2 separate regions of the Homo sapiens genome follow, and region 1 is linked to region 2. The links are chromatin loops, found by intact Hi-C in ENCODE. Cell type or tissue: adrenal gland. All regions are shown on one strand. Region 1 overlaps TBC1D5 (TBC1 domain family member 5). Region 2 has its middle 81 kb from the start of PLCL2-AS1.

Region 1 (5,000 bases), 80 kb after region 2:
TATACCTTACCTTATATTTTTCTGTACCTTTTATATGTTTAGATACAAAAATACTTAACATTGTGTTATAATTGCCTGCAGTATTCAGTACAGCACCATGCTATACAGGTTTGTAGCCTAGGAGTAACAGACTATACCATACAGCTTAGATGTGTAGTAGGCGGTACCATGTAGTTTGTATAAGTACACTCTATGATGTTTGCACTATGATGAAATTGCGTAACAACACATTCCTCTGAATGTATCATTGTTGTTAAGCTATGCATGGCTGTTATAAAATGTGGTTAAACGTGAAGTTGGCTTATAATAATTTCAGACACAACCAAGTTTTTAAAGCAGTGGATATGCCTTAGCTATATCCTTTTGAGAAATGTATATAAAGAATTTTACAGGCTGGAGGCAGTGGCTCATGTCTGTAATCCCAGCATTTTGGAAGGCCAAGGCGGGCAGATCACTTGAGCCCAAGAGTTCCAGAGCAGCCTGGCCAATATGGCAAAACCCCATCTCTAATAAAAATTCACAAATTAGCCAGGCATGGTGGCACACACCTGTAATCCCAGCTTCTCAGGAGGCTGAGGCATGAGAATCGCTTAAACCCAGGAGGTGGAGGCTGCAGTGAGCCAAGATTAAGACTCTGTCTCAAAAAAAAAAAAAAAAAAAAAAAAAAGAATTTTACAGCGTATCAAAATAGAATTTAAATGTAGTTTGTATAGCTTTTTAAATGGTAAATCAATTATTTTTAATTTTCAAGAAATATTTAAAATGGAAAAAACACCTTGGTTTGTTTCAAGTTCCATCATTTATCTGTTAAATTTTATAAGAAAACACAGGCTTTGACAAAAAGGCATTTGTAGAGAAAAAAAGGACTGGGATTTGGGAAAGATTCAACTTATTTTAAAATGATGCTACTTTTTTTTTTTTCCAGTGTAATATAGGCTACAGCCTTAAAATATTACTAAAGTAAAATAATAAAATACTTTTGATAAAATAATTCCTTTTAGTCCATAAAAGTTTTAAGAGCTTTATAAAACTGGGCACTAACAGAGCTTTCATAAATGCAGCACTCTAGAGAAGAAAATGAAGAACGAAGAGAAAACTGTCCTTAAATACTTACAGATTCTTTTCTGCCCATAGTTTTGCTGTGTGAGCGAGAACGTGAGATGTTGCTAAAAAAGGAATCTTTTTTAGTAGCAGATGAAGGTGGAGAGCCAGTGAATTCTCTTCCTCCAGGCAAACTCTCAACGCTTGGAGATGAACTGATGTTTTTAGAACTTAGCCCTGTAAGAAAAATTAAGTAGCAATAATGAAACACCAGACTCTTTCACTAAGCTATTCGATCTACTGTTTTTAATAAATGATGATCAATTATGATGCCACTAGGTTGATACTATCAACATAATGACACTATGGAGTATTAAAATGCATGCATTTTTATGTATCAGAATAGCCACTGGTTTTCAAAAAAACAGTGAAGGTATCTACCACTATAGTTTTCTATGTTTTTTATACTATGATTATCCAAGCATTGCACACATATAAAAAGAACTAAAAAAAAAAAAAAATCAAAGTTTCAGTAAACAATGGTTAAATGACTGGGTGTTTCTTCACTAATGGAATAATCCCTTAATTACAGAAACCAGAATCTATTATACTGCACTTTACATTAGCAAGATTAAAAAATCCAAATCTTTGGCCAAAGTTTTTCAAAAAAGCATCTCTCCTCTTCCCTCTGGTAAGGGAAAGTGTCACTGAAAATTCAGGAACATTAACATTTTAGCAAAAACCTGAAGAAGGTGAAGTACCCGCTTTGCAGCAAATATGCAAGAACAGCAAGTGCTAAGGCCCTAATGCAGGATCTTCGGTGTTCAAGGAGATCACAAAGTGACCGGTATGGTTAGAGCTAAGAGCAAGGAGGAGAAGGGTGAGAGATGAGGTTTGAGAGCAAGCAGGGGGATCAGAACAGGTAGGGATTTGTAGATGATTTTGATTAGTTTTACTCTGAGAAGGGAAGCTATGGGATGTCACTAGAGGGTTTGAGGAGAGGAGTGACATGATTTGACTTACATTTTAAAAGGATTGCTCTGGCTGTTGTATTGAGAACAGAATCAGAGATGGTCAAGTGGGGGTGAGTCAGGGGGAACAAAGGCAAAAGCAGAGGAACCAATTTTTGCTAACGCAAAAATGTAAGTACTCAGAATGATCATGACTTGGTGGTGAGAGGTGGTCACATTTTGGACAAAACTGACTGGATTTACGGATGAACCCATTATGAGTATGAGAGAAAGAGAAGAGTCAAGCTCAACTTCCAATTTTTGGCCTAAGCAAGAAGAATGATGGAGCGGCTATTTACTGAGGTGGGGAAGAGTGAAGGGAAGCAGGTTTTAGGAATAAATCAGCAGTTTAGTTTTAGACCTGCTGAGTCTATGGTGCCTAGTCAGATATCCAAATAGAGATGCCACATAAGCAGTGGGAAATGAGTCTGGATTTTAGGGGAGAGATGTGAGCTAGAGATATACATTTGGAAGTCAGTACCATAGAGACTGTATTTAAACATGAGGTTATCAATGGAGAAGGGATAGAGAGAAAAAGGATTTAGGACCACAGATTGGCCCCTTGGAAACGTTACAATTTAAAAGTCAGAGATATCACAAGAAAGCAGCAAAGCTGACTGAGAAGCAGCAGCCAGAAGTAGGAAGAAAATCAAGTAGATAATAAGAGATACTTTATAGACTAACATTCTCCAATCTTGGGTCAAAGTTGTTACAATATAGTTAGAATAGTAATTATCTACTCCCAGTACCTGGGAGTCCCTGATTGTCCCTGATCTCAAGACAATTTTATTACACTGACGCTTCCTCTGCATTAAATATCAGGGATTCAGATTAAGTTTCTGTCCTCCCAGAGTGCAGAACCTAGGGGTAAGGAGGTAAATGATAAACCAAGAATGCTAACCAGAATGTTATATTTCTTAGGAGAGAGCTATTACCTCTCCCTTGGATAGAAGGAGAGAGTCAAGCCACATTTCAGAAGAAGTGTGGCAGATTTGGAGGGCTGATACATCCCTCTTTAAGGAAATATTTGTGACTTCAAGGAAGATGGTTAGCTGATAGCCTTTAGCTATTAGATTGTTCAGGATCTGCCTCAGGTTTTGAACTAACATCATGCTCTTCTCAGGGTGGTTCCCAGCTCGTGATTGGGAATAAATGGTCTACCCATTTCCAGTCAATACAGGACTCCTTTAATAGGAAATCTTGCCTGCAGAGTTCCCCTTTGAACTGGCAGAGACTTGTTAGATCTGTATCATGGTCTGCCCCCATCCCTCTGCCCAACTCTGATTCCTCCTCTTTTCCTTTCACCTGTGTTATTCCCCCAATAAACTTTCTGTACTTCTATCAGGGTCTGCTTCCTGAAGAATCCAACCTGTAATGCATGATATTGGAGCTGAGCCTTGAAGGACCCCTGAGGTTAGGAAAGAGTAGAGAACAGGCCCCAAGGCCTAGAAGTATCCTATGCTTATAAGGGCCTAGACTATGAAAATTCCACCTAGGCCTTTATTTCTTCCCTTCTCTCCCTCCATGTTTCCCACCCACCACCAGGACTCTAGGCCTTAACTTCCCAGGGATACTTTTTCACGGTAATAATCTCAATAACACGGGGTCCTAGAATATTAGAACCGAAAAAGATCTCAGGAACCACCTATTATTTTCTTTTTTTAAAATTACCCCACTTATATGTGAATACACTTTCATTATAAACAGATTAACTGTGAAAACAACACTTTGAGATATAATTCATGTCATAACTTTCACCTTTTAAAAGAATATAATTCAGTGTTTTTTACAGTACACTTACAGAGATGCATGACCATCAAAACTATCTATTTTAGAACAACTTAATCACTGAGAAAAGAAAACTCATGGCCATTAGCAGTTATTTCCAGTATACCCCCTCTTCCCATAGTCCCTGCAATCACAATCTACTTCTGGCTCTATGAATTTGCCTTTTCTAGACATGTCATGTAGATGGAGTGATACTATATGTGGTCTTCTGTGACTGGCTTCTTTCTCTTGGGACAGTGCTTAAAAGTTCATCTATGTTATAGCATGTATTAGCACTTCATTCCTTTTAGTTGCCAAATAATATTCCATTGTATGGGTACCACATTTAGTTTATATACTCATCAGCTGATGAACATTTAGCTTATACACATTTTTGGCTATTATGAATAATGCTGCTATGAACATTCCTGTTTAAGTTTTTATGTGGACATATTGTTTCCCTTTGTCTCACGTAGATATCTAGAAGTGGAACTGGTGGGTCAATATGGCAACTCTGCATTTAACATTTCGAGAAACTGCCAGTTTTCAAAAGTGACTACACCATTTTACATTTCCATCAGTATTGTATAACGGTTCCAATTTCTCCACATGCTTGTCAACACTTACTATGAGCTATCTTTTTATTTCAGCCATCCTAGTGGGTGTGAGATGGTATTTCATTGTGATTTTGATTTGCAATTTTCCAATGGCTCATGATGCTTAGCATCTTTTCAGGTGCTTATTAGACACTCATCTTCTTCAGAGAAATGTTTATTCAAATCTTTTGCCCATTTAAAAAGTTGGGGTATTTTCCTTTTTGAGTTGTAAGTGCTCTTCATATGTTCTGGGTGCAAGTTCCTTATCAAACATGACTTGCAAAAAATTCTTCTGTTCTGTGTATATCTTTTCACTTTCTTAATGGTGTCCTTGGAAGCCCAAAACTGCTTAATTGGATGAAGTCTCATCTACCTATTTTTTCTTTTGTTGCTTGTGCTCATAGTGTCATATCTAAGAAACTACTGCCTAACCTGAGGTCATGAAGATTTACTCAAGTTTTCTTCTAAGGGTGTTATAACTCCTGCATTTAATTCTATGACTTATTTTGAGTTAATTTTTGTATACAGCGTGAAGAAGTAGCTCAAGTTCATTCTTTTGCATGTGGATATCTAGTTTTCCCAGAAC
Region 2 (5,000 bases):
AAATACCGTCACCTTGGAGATTAGGGCTTCAGCTATGAATTTTGAGTGGACACAACTCAGTCCATAGCTGGCATCCTACTGGCTTCAGGATTTTTGCCACCTTTCCTCTCTCCAAACCATTACTAATGTACTTTTAAATTTTAAGTGGGTCACCTTAGCTCACCTTTTAACTCAACTTTATTTTAAAGGAAGATTTAATCACTGTAATACAGAGAAAACCCCAGCTCATTTGTGTGTATAGTTGGGAAAGGCAAAATTTATTCTACCACCTTCTCTGAGAGGATTGGATCCCAAGAATCAGAGTAATTAATACTAGCTACAATAACAGTAAGTACAAAATCTGAGTGGCTTCAGGCTCTAAAGCAGGGGTCAGCAAACTGCAGCCCACACGCCAGATCCGGCCCGTTGCCTGGTTTTTGTGAAGGATCTTTCTCTGGGGCATAGCCACACCCACTCATTTATGTGCTGTTTCTGGCTGCTTTTGCGCTGACAGCAGAGTTCACTGGTTGGAAGACCAATGACCGCCAAGTGACTGCGGACCGCCAAGCCTCAAGTGTTAACTCTTGGGTCCTTTTCAGGAAAAGCTTGCTGAGCATGCTCAAAGGTTTACTTCTCACTCCTGTCACAGTCCTGTTGCGTTCAGTAGACAGCTTTTCACGACATGTGAAGAGACTTGTGCTGGGACTTGGATTGCATCTGCCCAGGAGCAGATCCTGAGTGACCCCAGGAAGCCCCATTAGGAGAGTGGGAAAGTGAAACAGGGAAAAGAAGCAGATGGAGGAAGTGTTCATGAGCTGTCATCGCTGTGGGCACTTGGAGCTCCTTCCTGCTGGGGACCTGGGCCGCTGTGTAGGACACATGTCAGAGTCATCCCACTCGAGGGCAGTGGGAGTGGGGGTATTTATTCACCACTGGCTGAGGGGCTTGCACTCCCCAGCACTCTGGCCCATGCCACAGGCAGCTGGAGCCCGACCCTGCTGCCGATGAAAGCTCCCAGGCTGGAGGTTACGTTTCTTGGAGTAAGAAGCGGTGAGTCCAGGAAAGGGATCCCAAAGGCACACCAGCGGGCACCCACAGGGCATGCTGCCTGGTGCCATGGACCCTCAGGGCCTCCGTGGAGTACTCCCCTTCCTCCTCTCCATTTGTCAGCTGAAAAGCCAAGAGCAAGAGAACAGCCTTCACGCCCAGGGCCAGAAGGGGCTCACTTTCCTCCACTCCCTTTCCATCCATGGCAACCGTCACCTGCAAGGGGGCCAGGGAATGCAGTCAGCTTGCCCAGGAAGAGGAAGTAGACTCATGAACTTCTAGCCAGTCTCTGCCTTCGTAACTTTCACTTAAAATTTAGTTTCAAGAAGCTATGTGGGTGATCCCCAAAGCCTGTATTTCTGGATTTGTCAAGTAACTTAGCGGTAGAAAAGCATTCCTTACTTGGCGGCCATATCACACCTTCCAAATGCCCCTGCACAGGCTTTGAGATATTTTCAACTCATGCTCTATACAAGTGCAGATGGTTTAAAGATGCCTGGTTATGGCTGAGGGAGGTAGAGAACTCACTTACAGGAATCTGGCTTCCCTGGCTCTGGCACACTCCTGGACGAGGTCCTTGGCACCTAACTCTCCAGGCATTTCAAACCCAGGAGGTCTTTAGGCCTGCCTTTGTGGTAATACCGAGACAAGAGGACATCAATGGGGTGTCTGCTTTGTGCCAGGCACATTGCTACATCATCTTGAGGTATCCATAACACTACAAACAGGCTCAGGGATGAAAAGTATCAACTAGTGGTTATCATGTGCGTATACATTAACTCATTTACTCCTCAGTCAAAATTCTTAGGCTCCTTGTCCTTCAGTTTTCTCATGTGTAAGATGGAGGTGAGAATACCTGTCACTAATATCCATTCTTCCTGTCCTCCTTTGTATTATAATAGCCCATCCACTACCATCACCAATTTTTAGCTGCATACATAATTGTCTGGGATAATGCAAACATTTCCCAGGCTTCCTTGAGATATGTGACTAAGTTCTAGACAATGAGATATAAATAGAAATGTCATACGCAACTTCTAAGGAGTGTTCCAAAGGAGCAAGCCTGAATTTCTTCAACTATTCCTTCTTCCTACTGGCTAAAATATGGATGTGATGGCTGGTTCTTGGGCAGCCATCTTGTACTATGAGGAAGACAATAGATATTGAGAAAGGATGAGGAAAAGGACACAATCAAACCACATACCAGCCTATGGCTCTCCCCTTTGGATATCATTCGCCTGTCAGGGAAATTGATCACTATCTAATTTAAGCCTCTGATGCTTGATCAGCCACATTGGTATGATCTGGGAATTTGTTAGAAATGCAGAATATTGACCCCCACCCCAGACCTGCTGAATCAGAATCTGCATTTTAACAAGATCTGCAAGTGACTTGTGTACAAAATAAAATCTGAGAGGCACTGGTTCCAGCAGCTACTGTTATCTGAGAGAGGCCTGTCACTTAACAGCTGAACTCAGTCCTAACTAATGTCCCACTGCACAACACTGCTGGGAGGATTAAATGAGTCATGAAGTCAAAGCACCTAGCACAAGGCTCTGCCCAGCATGGGGAGTGAGAGTTCATGGGTTAAATTGCCTTGGGGGTGGGTTCTGTGATGGAGCACAGATTTATGGCAACATTGCCATCTGCCCTGTGGGCTCAAAGACATCCCCTAACTGTGTGAAACTTTGGAGACAGAGCAGAAGGGGTGCAGTATTTGTTGAATACCAACTTGAGAGGTTTTGTAGAAGCCATTAATTAGGGACCAGGGGAGGGAGAGGTCCTGGGATGTGCCTTCCAGAGCCTGCTGCACAGCTTTGACCCCAAATGGTGTAGACCTAGGGAGCAGGAGGGGAGGGAGGTCTTAGATCATTGAGCACGGGTGGCATGTGAGGGACACAAAGCACCCTCTTCATAATGCCTGCGAGCATGAGAACAGCCACATACTGGTCTCTCATTCCCGCACCCAGGCTGTGGAGGGAGAAACCTTCTGGCTGAGGAATGGCTCTGCTGCTGTACTTATCCCAATTTTCCAGCTGGCCAGGCTTTATCTCTCCTGTGATGTGATTGATGGAGCTCTCCGCAGGGCCTCCCATTATGGTCTGAAGGACACGGTGGCCTAGTTTTCGTGCAGGGATGCAGGGAGGCCAGTCATGCGGGACTGTGGCCCACTGTGTGGGGTATTTTGGAGACAGATGGGACTTTTCTGACCAGGAGGTCATGGGGTGGTTCTGAGGCAAGGGCTCCTGTAAAAATGCCTGTGCTCAGCTGAAGCAGAAGGTTCCTAGAATGGAAGGAGCAAGAACTGACGTGGGCTCCACGTCCGTCGCATGCTGTGGCAGGCCTGCCCTGCTCCTGCCCTACTCTGTGCTGTCCACCAATTGTCTGGTGGCTGGAGCATGCCACACCCTGACAGCCCAGGAGGGCTTGGTGGGTATCCCTGCCAGGAGAGTCCACTTGAGTGGCTACAACAGTGCTGTGCTCTGTGTGTGTGTGAGGCTGTGTGTTTGTCTATTTCTCTGTGTCTCCACCATCTCTATTTTCCCCAATACCTGGAAGCAGAATCACAGCATGTTGAGAGGTCTCTGGGACTACATTGCCCCGGTTGTTGGAATCCTGGCTCTAGCTGTTGGACCATGGACAAATTACTTTGCTGTGTCACAGATTTTCTATTTGTGATGGAGATCATTGGATTGTTGTGAGAATTAAATGAGTTGACCCATATAGAGTCCTCACAGTAAGCCCTCAGTCAATGGTAGGTGATGCCTTCCCTCCCCAACCCAAGGTCCTACATACTACTGCCCAGCAGCCTGAGAGCGAAGGGCCTGCACCTGTCAGGAGTCTGGGAGGATATGCTGGGGAAGGTTGATGGGGCAGAGGTGAGGACAAGCCCAAAGGAGGTACTTCCTCACCTCTCTCCCCTTCCTCCTCGGTAACTCACTAGATGATCCTGCCCTCCTGCAAAGTGACATCTCAAGTCACAGCCACCTGGCAAAGCCTTCCCTTTAGCTGTCACAGCAAAACAGAAAAGGCCAGGGTTGAGTGAGAAGACCTGGCACCAACACTCACTGTACAATCTTAGGAAAATGACTCATCCCCCTTGAGCCTTAGTTTCCCCAGGTGTAAAGTGGAGATGACATCGTCTTTGCCCTCCACACGCCCCTAGGGCTGGCTAGAACTCGGAGACAACTCTGCCTCCTCCAGTCTGTGTTCTCCCTCCCATTCATGGGACTCTTCAGATGCCACCTGTGTGCTGAGGCATTTACGTTAGTCAGGTTAGGTCAGGCTTGCCACAGTAACAAATTATCCTTGAAATCAGAGCTGGCTTCTTTCTTGCTAACACAGACTCTAGTGAGGGTCTGGGGACTCCCAGGGCAGCCTCCTGCCCCATGGTGACTCAGCAATCCAGGTGCTTGAATCCAGGCTGCCTCCTTCTCAACCCAGGGCTTTAGTCACCACAGCTGGGAAGGAGAGAGCGGGAGGGCTGCACGCTGACCCATAGATGCTTTATCCAGGAGTCCCAGGCAGCACTTCTGCTCACAGCCCATTGGCTAGAACCTTCCCGTGGCTTTGCCTTTCTGCAGGGAGGCAGGGCAACGTGGAGAGCATACCGTTACCCAGTAAGCAGCAAACATCTTGCCAAAGAATCTCTTTCCATCTTAACCTCTGCCTTTGTGTTCTCAGTGTCATGGGCCACTGAAAAACCTGCAGAGGAGCTCCAGGCAAAAATGGCACCATCCTGGGGCCACGTCCAGCTCAGGGGAAGAGTTGGCTGTGTCAGTACAAGTCGGACCTCTTCAAGTGTGGGAGAATTTAATCACAAATCCAAAGGTCCCACCAGGCCAGTGACCAAGTTCAGAGCCCAGGCCCACAAGCCCTAGACTTTGAAACAGAGTAGGGAGGGGCCAGCCATCCAGAGGACAGACCTGCTGCCTGTAGTCGCCAGGTTTGGAGTAAGTCCCCAAGAGTCCCTC

What was found. A loop is a pair of places that touch in the nucleus more often than their neighbours do. Peaks named below come from ENCODE experiments on the same cell type or tissue, not always from the same donor. Only the 100,000 strongest peaks of a DNase experiment are listed, where the experiment ranks them.
Region 1: it touches region 2 in a loop (1.9-fold over the local background); 1 of 110 quality-filtered maps calls a loop at or near these places.

The regions. Positions count from the first base shown.
Region 1 is chr3:17,213,093-17,218,092 of GRCh38, forward strand. It overlaps TBC1D5 (TBC1 domain family member 5), which reads right to left. Exons shown (of 23, transcript NM_001349074.2): 19 at 1,115-1,278. Among named protein-coding and RNA genes, the nearest start is that of PLCL2-AS1, 160 kb to the left of the region's middle. In adrenal gland, no CTCF peak of the experiment used is centred here; no DNase peak of the experiment used is centred here.
Region 2 is chr3:17,133,316-17,138,315 of GRCh38, forward strand. No RefSeq gene overlaps it. Among named protein-coding and RNA genes, the nearest start is that of PLCL2-AS1, 81 kb to the left of the region's middle. In adrenal gland, no CTCF peak of the experiment used is centred here; DNase peaks (open chromatin) are centred at 2,976 and 4,729; H3K27ac peaks cover 2,606 bases.